3 separate regions of the Homo sapiens genome follow, and all the other regions are linked to region 2. Evidence: chromatin contacts called from ENCODE Hi-C data. All regions are on one chromosome and are shown on one strand. Each heading gives the region's core, a stretch centred on a gene start or an enhancer-like site at or near the end of the contact. The rest is flanking DNA. Distances are from core to core; before and after follow the strand shown. Region 1 overlaps LOC107984380 (a long non-coding RNA gene). Region 2 holds the start of PDGFDDN (PDGFD downstream neighbor). Region 3 has its middle 97 kb from the start of LINC02552.

Region 1 (3,853 bases), core at 764-3,263, 970 kb before region 2:
TTAGCCACCACTTGTTGACACACAGCATGGTTCTATTCTAGTCCTACCCAAGAAGTTCAATAAGATACCAAGTATGGTTCTATTCTGATCCTGCCCAAAAGTGCAAATAAAACCAAAGGCTGTTCAACAAATGAATTGATGCTACTCTTGCATCAAGCACACTTCTCCTGCATCTCTCTGAAAGAGGAGGTTTGTGTCCTTGGTTCAGGATATCTTCCCTTGGGGCCCTTCTCTGTTCAGACATTAACTCTGGCCCTCATCATTGAACCAGCACCCATGAAGGCTGATGTTTCAAAAGAGAAGCAAGATTTATGCACATTGTGAACCCTAGGACTCAGGGAGTGTAGTCCTTTCACCCTGTTTGCACCTCTCTAAGTGAATTACCTTACCCCAATTCATTCTCCTTGTTTTTTGCTCAGTATTTTAATCAATTTAATAAGCCATGTGGTTTGGTCATTTTAATTTGGTCTGAAAGCCTTTCTGTTCCTCGACCTCTGGGATAGCTCACCAGTTAGTGCTTCCACTGCATCAAGGCAATTTCCCACATATTGCATTCTCAGCTAATGTAGTGTCTTTCTGTATTGAAAGAAGACTTGGGAAGGAGGCAAATGCTTCTCAGCATCATAATACTAAGGCTATCATTTTTCAAGTCAGGTCAAAGTCTAATTGATGGGATAAATTTATATTCCTTAATGAGACTAAACTATGTGTGCTTTAGAGAAAATGTAATATACTTAGAACTGGTGTGTCTGCCCTTAAGTAATTTAGGAAGAAATTCATCTTTTATGTTTACTGTTGGAGAGAATAGGGAATATTCCCCAACCCAAAGGAATAGATTCCCCAGGTTTCATCAGTGTGAGCATAGTCTGGGCAGAAGAAGAAAGTCTAAGGCACCAGACTTTGAATAATTCAAGAAGGAAAAGAGAAATGACTTTTATGATAGTTTAAGTTTCTAAAGAAAGGCAAGTAGAAGTGTTTTTGTTATTGAAAGTGGACCTCTGGAAGAAGACATGGATTTTGAAGACAAACTGAAAATTAAAATTAATTGAAACATACTAGATTCTTAAACTAGTGCATATATGAGCACGCACATACACTCCCACCCCACCCCCCCCACACACACACACTGAGGCATGAGAATAGGAAGTCACACTTTTTTCCTTCCTCTCTGTCTTATTTTCGTTTTACTTTCATAGCCCTTGATTCTCAGAACTGCTTAATCTTTTTCTGAAGTTCAGTGTATTTTTGGTCTGAAACGGCAATTCTCAGCAAAATGACACTCCTATTTTCTGATTATTTCAGAACTAGAAAAGCAAAGTGTTGGCCTTCTGAGATTTAAGAAAAAATCATATTGTTTATTTCTAGTCTCATGCACTCAACCAATCACTCACCTCCACATTTCTGACACTAGATGTATGGGAGTCTTGCCCCACACACCAAATAATTCTCCGGCAGACACTAGCTGGGTTTCCTATAATTCAATTTAATTCTGACACTATCTAGATAGATAATGGGATCTGGATAGTGTCTGATATGGTTTGGCTGTGTTCCCATGCAAATCTCATCTTGAATTGTAGTTCCCATAATTTCCATATGTCCTGCGAGAAACCTGATGGGAGGTAATTGAATCATGGGGGCTATTTTACCCATGCTATTCTTGTGATAGTAAGTTCTCATGAGATCTGATGGTTTATAAGGGGCTTCTCCCTTCACTTGGTTCTCATTCTCTCTCCTGCTGCCATGTGAAAAAACACATGTTTGCTTCCCTGTCTGCCAGGATTGTAAGTTGTCTGAGGTCTCCCCAGAGATGCTAAACTGTGAGTCAATTAAACCTCTTTCCTTTATAAATTACCCAGTCTTGGGTATGTCTTTATTAGCAACATGAGAATGGACTAATATGGTGTCAGATCCCACAAGTTAAAGGCTTATTACCATAAAAATTTCCCCCACTTCAAAGGCCAATTGCAAGTAGTAGGTTATCAACAATACTTCCTCTTAACCAGCTATAAATCATGTTTTGCATTAGTGGCTCACAGAAGTCAGAGAAACAGTTTACTTAGAATTACTGGCTTATTAATCATGGATATAACCAAGGATACAGATGAACAGCCAGAGGAAGAGGTACATAGGGTGAGGTCTGGAAGGATAGCTTCTGTCCCTATGGAGTTGAGGTGCACCATCCTCCCAGCACTCAGATGTGTTCACCAACTCAGAAGCTCCTGAACCCCATAGTTCAAAGATTTTTAGGGAGGCTTCATCATGTAGCCATGACTGATTATAAACTCCATTTGCAGCCCTTCTCTTCTCTTTGAGGAATGGGGGGTGGGGATGAGAGCTCCAAGCATATAACCACGGTTTAGTCTTTCTGGTGACCAGCCCCATCCTAAAACCCACCAAGTCACCTCATTACAACCAAAGATACTTCTATTACCCAGGAAATTCAAAAGGATTTAGGACCTCTGTGCCAAGACCCTACATCAAAGACCAAATATTAGAACAAACAATTAACCTACCACCTTTATCTACAATGTTACTAGGAGCTTTGTCTCAGGAATCAGGGCAGAGACTAAACATTAGAACAAAAGATTCTTTTAGCACCTCTATTGCTCAGAAAATTGCAATAGTTTTAGGAGTTCTGTGCTAGGGACTGGGGTTAGAGACCAATATGTGTATTTCTTATTACTTCACTGATCTTCCCTGTCTGAAGAAAAGTACAGAAAAGAAGATGTTCCCTGAGCATGAGAAAACAGGAGACCAATTTTCCTAATTTTTATTCATTGGGCAGCAAGTGATATCTTCACAGGATAACAAGTGACAGAAAGGAGAGAGTCTGCTAAAGTAATATTAGATATCCCCATCTCTTTTGCATCCTCGCCAACCCTACTCCTGCCTCTGATTCATTCTCGAAACAATAGCCTGAGTGGTCTTACAAAATCTTAAAACAAAAAATCCTTAACAAACCTTTCCGACGCTGCTAACTTCGTTTTATATAATTTGTTTTCTCTGAACCACATGCAGACAAGCAGTTTCTCACCTAAGGGCCTCAGGGCCTCCAGGCATTCACATGTTGTTTTTTTCTGCTTGTAATACAGTAATTTTCCTTTCATTGTCCATTGGGCTAACTCATATGCCTTCTTCAGCCATCATCTTAAGAGGCACTTCCTCAGAGAGGACTTCTCTGATCCTCAGTCTAAACTGGATATCCTGTTATTTACTGGCATAAAAATGAGATTTTAAAAAATCCTTCAATGTACTTGTCACAAATTGTAATTATATATTTACCAATTTTTTTGTTTAATGTCTATCCTTTCCTAAAACTATAAGCATTTATTAGGGTAAACGATCCCCCTTTTATTCTCATCTGCACAGAACCTACCAAATTATATAAAATAGAATTTGTGCTCAGAAATACTTAGGGAATGGAATAAATTCTCAAATAAAGCATATGTTCCCAAAATGTATATGGATTCATCATGTTAAATATACCAGAGATTAGGCTAGATGGGAAAGAAATCACATCATTTATAGATAAGAATTTAAATATCTTTTAGGATTCAAGTTCAAAGTGTTTTATTGTCATGGCAAAAGAGTAAATGACCATGATTAGATGCATTTACTCCATTATATTTTCAAGAGTGTTAAACATTAATCAGAACTTCCAAATAATCATGTTTCTCTCCCTTCTATTTAATTGTGAACAAACTAAGAAGTCCACACCCTATTCAGATAGTTAGAAATAAGCAAAACTCCTTTACCATTAAGTTGGTGTCCTAAGATTATTGTGAATATCTTTTGCCTGAAAGTGAGGCACTCTCCCATAATAGCACCCTTCCCCTGGCTGCATTCACAGACC
Region 2 (3,674 bases), core at 444-2,943:
ACCTAAAAGCTTTTGTGTATCAAAAAAATCACATTTTATTAATGTAAATTTCTAATCGTATACTTGCTCACTGTTCTGATTTCCTGTTTCTGAACCAAGTAAAATCAGTCCTAGAGGCTATGGTTCTTAATCTATGGAGCTTGCTTTAAGAAGCCAGTTGTCAATTGTGGTAACACAAGTTTGGCCCTGCTGTCCTACTGTTTAATAGAAAACTGTTTTACATTGGTTAATGGTATTTAGAGTAATTTTTTCTCTCTGCCTCCTTTGTGTCTGTTTTAAAGGAGACTAACTCCAGGAGTAGGAAATGATTCATCATCCTCCAAAGCAAGAGGCTTAAGAGAGAAACACCGAAATTCAGATAGCTCAGGGACTGCTAACAGAGAACTACATTTTTCTTATTGCCTTGAAAGTTAAAAGGAAAGCAGATTTCTTCAGTGACTTTGTGGTCCTACTAACTACAACCAGTTTGGGTGACAGGGCTGGTAAAGTCCCAGTGTTAGATGAGTGACCTAAATATACTTAGATTTCTAAGTATGGTGCTCTCAGGTCCAAGTTCAACTATTCTTAAGCAGTGCAATTCTTCCCAGTTATTTGAGATGAAAGATCTCTGCTTATTGAAGATGTACCTTCTAAAACTTTCCTAAAAGTGTCTGATGTTTTTACTCAAGAGGGGAGTGGTAAAATTAAATACTCTATTGTTCAATTCTCTAAAATCCCAGAACACAATCAGAAATAGCTCAGGCAGACACTAATAATTAAGAACGCTCTTCCTCTTCATAACTGCTTTGCAAGTTTCCTGTGAAAACATCAGTTTCCTGTACCAAAGTCAAAATGAACGTTACATCACTCTAACCTGAACAGCTCACAATGTAGCTGTAAATATAAAAAATGAGAGTGTTCTACCCAGTTTTCAATAAACCTTCCAGGCTGCAATAACCAGCAAGGTTTTCAGTTAAAGCCCTATCTGCACTTTTTATTTATTAGCTGAAATGTAAGCAGGCATATTCACTCACTTTTCTTTGCCTTTCCTGAGAGTTTTATTAAAACTTCTCCCTTGGTTACCTGTTATCTTTTGCACTTCTAACATGTAGCCAATAAATCTATTTGATAGCCATCAAAGGAATAAAAAGCTGGCCGTACAAATTACATTTCAAAACAAACCCTAATAAATCCACATTTCCGCATGGCTCATTCACCTGGAATAATGCCTTTTATTGAATATGTTCTTATAGGGCAAAACACTTTCATAAGTAGAGTTTTTTATGTTTTTTGTCATATCGGTAACATGCAGCTTTTTCCTCTCATAGCATTTTCTATAGCGAATGTAATATGCCTCTTATCTTCATGAAAAATAAATATTGCTTTTGAACAAAACTACTCCATTATTTAGTACTCAATTGCAGTTTTAAAAGGTGTACACTGCTAAAAAAGAAAAAAAAAAAGAAAAGAAAACTTCCAGCTGGACGCGGGGGCTCAAGCCTGTAATCCTAGCACTTGGGGAGGCCGAGGGGGTGGATCACACGGAGATCGAGACCATCCTGGTCAACATGGCGAAACCCTGTCTCTACTAAAAATACAAAAATGAGCCAGGTGTGGTGGTGGGCGCCTTTAGTCCCAGCTACTCAGGAGATTGAGGCAGGAGAATCACTTGAACCGGGAGGCAGAGGTTGCAGTAAGCCGAGATCACGCCACTGCACTCCAGCCTGGGCTGCAGAACAAGACTCCTTTCAAAAAAAAAAAAAAGGAAAACTTTTTTTCACAAATGCATCAAACTGTTTGGAATGACAAGATTGAGTGATTTCTGAAGGCTTCATTTTATAATGCCCGAAAGAACAACACTTTGTTCCCCAATTACAGGCTTCTGTTCTGTCTTTGTCCTGCAGCTGCACAGTGGGGCAAGACTTGGGTTTGGTTTTGTTGCTGCTTTGTTGCTTCTTCATTTGACTGTTTCCCCATGAGTCTTATAATGAATTATGTTCTCCTCTGACATTGTTCCTCACCTAAGAAAATCCACAGCTGTCTCTTCCTTGAGGCCTGAAGTCAACAACATTACAACCTCATTTCCCTTTTATCCACCTCCTTTTCCCATCTGGGTGGACACCCCAGCCAACTAGTGATTCAGTGTTATCAGTTCAGACAGACCAGTTTAGGAGCTACACTCCTATATCATTTGCTTTGTAATTTGTGAAGAGGCACATAGCATAAAGAGAGCTCTTCTAGCTGCAATGCACATGCAAGAATTTTTGCTTTTGATTATAGCCTAATCTTTATATCATCCTGCTGGAGACAAAATAGCAGCTGCAGTGTTGAATGAAACTCTGCCATTTTAGTGGTTTTAGGTCATTTGGGGAATGGGAGTAAAGACCTGTATTCTGTGGCAAGAATTAATTTTACCATCAGAAATACTAGCTAGTGTGTGAGCATGGGAGAGGGATGGGGACAGGGTCGAATAATTCTGTGCCTAATAGCTAATTCAAGTAACTGGGGTTTTTAGGTAAAAAGTCATAATAGTAATATATATATGTATATATATGTGAATATATGTGTATATATGTATGTATATATGTTGCATTTTAATACAAAGACATTAAGAATTTTATTTCATTTCCTGAAATGTTCACATGTCCAGTTTTATTCTGAGAATAACTCAACAGATGTCTAAATTGTTGATACTCTCCTAGGTTCCTCATAGAATATTAAATTAAAATTCAATAGATTAGTATTCATGCCTGAAGTCCTAGGAAATATAATTTTGTTTATTGGCAGCCCTAGTCAAACATGCTAGAAGACAGAATATTTATAATTCACTGGTTTTATTGACATTCACTCAAATTCTGTTGTTTTTAAAGATCAAGTTAAAGACTACACAGACCTTCAAAACTTAGCATAGCACAACTGGGATATCTCTCAAATAAAATAGGCATCAACAAGGGATAAGCAACTAACCACTTAATGTAAGACTTTATGCTTGCTTTTCCAGTTATATTTCTGAATTTTGCAAACTAATTTGTGTCCTTTTTTTGAATAAATTTCATTTCTATAGAGATGTCTAAAAATTATTTAGCAGACTACATTAAAAGAGAGTGGAGCTAACTTCTTAACATAGGTTAATATACTCAGTGCAACAAGCTGTGGACCAAGAAATCTTCATTTTCTAGCAAAATCATTTGACTTTGTGATTATTTTAAACTGTTTATACTTATTGCCAGGTTTAGTGACCAGAAACCAAATGTTAAAATCATTCTTGGATTCAATTTACATTTTAAATAATACCTACAATACAAGTTCCCTTTTAAGAACTAAGGTCTCTAACCTGTTTCTGGTTGAGGTCATAGTATAAATTTCTCCTCTTCAGGCCTTCTAGTGTCTTTCTAGACTTTCCTTTCTCCCTGTGTCTCCCACAGGCTTCCTTTCTCACCTGCCTCTACTTGTCAGTCTTCAAATCAGAGAAAATCAGGATCAATATCTGCTTTGGGAAAGACAGGAGATAGATCAGTCGAGGAGATCAACTGCATGGTTACCCAAGTGAGCAATTAATAGGGTAAAATTCCCAACTGCTTTAAGAAATCACTGCTTTTTGAGAGTCAAACACATCAGGTGCATATTTTTCAGTACTGTCCACTTTGGTGCAAACTTCAGGATATGGTGGTAGATATTTGTTGACTTCTGTCAAT
Region 3 (3,413 bases), core at 625-3,124, 800 kb before region 2:
AGGGATAACAAGACTCAAAATGGCCTTGAAAGAATTTGATAAGAAGGAAACTATTTGAACTGAATCCCAGGTCTTTTTAATTGGTTTCTATGACCAAAGGCCCTAAAATCTGCATTTAGGAAGTTTCTTAATTCCCTAAAACTGGTTCATAGAATCACTACACAAATGCCAGCAACTGTCATTGTTAAAGAGAATTATTTTTAAAATGTCATCTTAAGCTACTTCATTTTGGAGGGGGCAATTCAGGTGAATTTGTTGGGGTACTTTTGAATAAATAAAAATTAAAAATAAGAGACTTAATTCCCCCATTGAGATAAAGAAAGGGACTTCTTCATCCTCATTTTTATTAGAGCATTTACTTTAGAAACCTTATCATTGTAAGTACATTCTCCTCTCTTCGAAATGTACAGAAATTATTTTGAAAACTAGATAGGTCTTTTGTCAACTTTATGACTCAGGAATACCTTTCAGAGCTTGGAAGCCATCTTTTTGAAACGCTGATATGGTTTGGCTCTGTGTCCCCACCCAAATTTCACCTTGAATTGTAATCACCATAATCCCCACCTATCAAGGGCGGGACCAGGTGGAGGTAATTGGCTCATGGGGGTGGTTTTCCGCCATGCTGTTCTCATGATAATGAGTGAGTCTCAGGAGATCTGATGGTTTTATAGCATCTGGCATTTCCCCTGCTTGCACTCACTCCATCCTGCTGCCCTGTGAAGAAGGTGCCTGCTTCTCCTTTGCCTTCCACCATGATTGTATCTTTCCTGAGGCCTCCTCAGCAATGCAGAACTGTGAGCCAATTAAACCTCCTTTTTTTATAAATTACCCAGCATCAGGTATTTCTCCATAACAGCATGAGAACAGACTAATATAAATGTTAACATAAAGGAAGACAGTGCTCCTATCTCCCAGTTTCTGTGGAAGGATAATAATCTAACTTTTGTGGGCACCTTGCTCCAATTTGCAAAGCTAAAGCTATGTTCTATCATAAAGGTATATGGTTTTGATTGTTTGTTTGTCTCTCTCGATATAGCCAATATGCTAACACAGATGGTCACCCCAATTACAAGGTAAAGTTAGGATGAACTGTGTGACAAAAGGTGCTGTCAGTCCTCTTACTTGACAACTAGTTATTGTTCATCTTGAAAAATGTATGTAATGGGTTACTTGATTATATAAGGGGTAGAGATTCCTTTCTGTCTTTGCAATCTCTTAATGGATTTCCTGTGATGTGCATCATATTATGGTGTAATGCTTTTTCAATAATAAAAGTGTTCTCTTTCTCTACTGTCTTTGTGGATAATTTCTGGGTTGAGAGAATATTTTGTTTTTAATTATATTTCTTCAACACTTGCAAGCCCAAAGCCTTTTTAGTTAATGTGGATATGTGAAATACACTGGTATAAGGATGTGTCAACAGTAGTGACTATGGGAAACAGGTCACTGTTAACAGCATGAAAATTCCATTTTTTAGCACTAGCCAATATAAATAAACAAAATTTTAGCTTATAGACTGACAGTCTGCAGTACTGCTTTATGTGTAGGCTGTGTTCTTGAAAATTTCACATATATATATACACACACACATACACACACACACACATAAAAGCCCATAAATTGTTTTTAATTTAAATAAATTGGTCTTCAGATATCTTGGGGGCAGCCACTTTTGCAGTTTCATATTTTTGTAATGCCAATCCAGCAGTACCAACATTATCTCATCTGTAAATTCAGATCTCTCTACATAAAACTAACAGAAACTCATTACTTAGTATACTGTGGTGAGAAACTTCCTGCCATACCAGCTCCTCTGCCTCCATTAAGGACCATTATGACAGACACACCACACAAAAGCACCCCGTCAGCTAGACTTGTTCCTGGAAATGGCCAGCCACAGAAAATCTTCAGTCTCTAACATTGAATAAGACTTCCTGTTTTGAAATATTCTGAAAATGCCGGCTCACCTAGTTCCAGCACACCAACTAATCTCAAATATACCTGAATAAGTCTCTGCTTCCACATCCCACTTTAATGTAATGCTCACCAATTAGAGACGCTTTCAGCATTTTTTTCTTTTTTACCAGGTAAAATTTACTCTCATTTCTAACATCCTTGTACCTCTGCTGAAATGAAAGTGATGACAGATGGGTTCTCTTCCTGCACATTTATGAATAATCAGCCTGTGTTAATTTTAACTTGGGTTCAGTTTTGTATTTGACAGTGTATGATGTATATTTACTTGTTTCTATCCTACACAGTGTAAAGGCTTTCCGAGGGCAAGAGTGTATATGCTTACATTTTTACTGCCTGACACTGCCTGGCACACTAGGAGATCCAATTTATATTGACTGGACAGATTCATGTGTCTTGATAAAGCTGTTAGTTAAAAAAGAATCCTTAGTTTTAATGGTAGTGTATTTTATGGAAGTAAACAAAGACCATCTGAATGAGAACAAGCAAAGTTTATTTATTCAGAGTTTTTAATTGCAAAGGAATCAGCCATCATTGCTTGCATTTTGGCAGACTCAAAGTGCAGCAGAAAAGTAGGGAAGCTTCATAGTTGAGAAGAGGAAAGGCTTCAACTATTATTCCCTGATTGGAGGCTGTTGTTGTGGGGTGGCTAACTAGAAGTGAAGCATCGATGGAATTGGTTAGAGGTGTATAACTGGCTTTCTCTAGTTGGTCCTAAGTTGGAAGCAGGGACAAAAATTATTAAAGTTGTCAGTTATTAATCAAGGCCTGGTCATTTGGGGTCAATTGTAATAGGAGTTATTGTTTGGCTTCCTGGATTTATTATTAGAGATAACATTCTGACTTCCTACAAGTCAGATGTGTAGCAAGCTGGCATCCTGTGCTGGTAGCTGCAAATTGTGGGTTAGGGTTCTATTTTTCTATATGGTCTGGCTTTCACTCATTTGTATATTCTGTCTCTCAATTCCTTCAGTAGCATCCTAGAAAAGACTCTATTGTTAGTTCATCCTTCTTATTGAGCAGATCTATCTTCCTTATCCAGACTCTAAAAGCTTTAGGGATCCCTATTGCCTAACAAAAAAAGTCAAAATCCTTTAGCCTGGCACAATCCAGACTCAAACCATCTTCTCGGCCTTTATAGCCTGCTGTTCTCTTCCATGCATCCAGCAATGTAAGCAAACTGGAGTCCTTTCTATTGCAAAATACAACTATGCTTTCTGGCTTTTGTGCCTTCAAATCAGCTCTCTCCTTTTTTTCTGATCTCTTCTCCATCCACTTTCCATCTCTGCCAATTCCTAGCTGAGAATCCCTGAAGGCCAAGTTGAAATGTATTTTCCTTTTCTGAACATTTCATAAAACTTCACTTTAAATGCTTTTCAGAGTAAAGTACTATGTAACTATAATATGTATACATTGCTTTTATCTATGTTAGAAAAATT

Evidence for each region. Hi-C counts contacts between places; a loop is a spot of excess contacts on that map. Pooled maps may share reads with other maps.
Region 1: a loop to region 2 is called in a pooled map, with 3 times the contacts of the local background. The contact joins the enhancer-like site here to the promoter of PDGFDDN in region 2. A Hi-C loop is called at or near these places in 6 of 37 single-sample maps with no recorded cell type and 2 of 50 pooled maps.
Region 3: a loop to region 2 is called in a pooled map, with 13 times the contacts of the local background. The contact joins the enhancer-like site here to the promoter of PDGFDDN in region 2. A Hi-C loop is called at or near these places in 3 of 37 single-sample maps with no recorded cell type and 4 of 50 pooled maps.

What each region holds. Positions count from the first base shown.
Region 1 is chr11:104,874,636-104,878,488 of GRCh38, reverse strand. LOC107984380 (a long non-coding RNA gene) reads right to left here. Exons shown (of 3, transcript XR_007062985.1): 3 at 2,921-3,214. Among named protein-coding and RNA genes, the nearest start is that of CASP4, 92 kb to the left of the region's middle. RefSeq lists a silencer at 1,164-1,253. Within about 2 kb of position 2,013, at least 3 of the 41 ENCODE cell types and tissues checked have a DNase peak (open chromatin) inside an H3K27ac peak, as active enhancers do.
Region 2 is chr11:103,904,889-103,908,562 of GRCh38, reverse strand. It overlaps PDGFDDN (PDGFD downstream neighbor), which reads left to right and starts at 1,693. Exons shown (of 4, transcript XR_947960.3): 1 at 1,693-3,674. PDGFD (platelet derived growth factor D) reads left to right here. Exons shown (of 7, transcript NM_025208.5): 7 at 1-1,374.
Region 3 is chr11:104,704,437-104,707,849 of GRCh38, reverse strand. No RefSeq gene overlaps it. Among named protein-coding and RNA genes, the nearest start is that of LINC02552, 97 kb to the right of the region's middle. RefSeq lists enhancers at 1,910-2,029, 2,040-2,169. Within about 2 kb of position 1,874, at least 13 of the 41 ENCODE cell types and tissues checked have a DNase peak (open chromatin) inside an H3K27ac peak, as active enhancers do.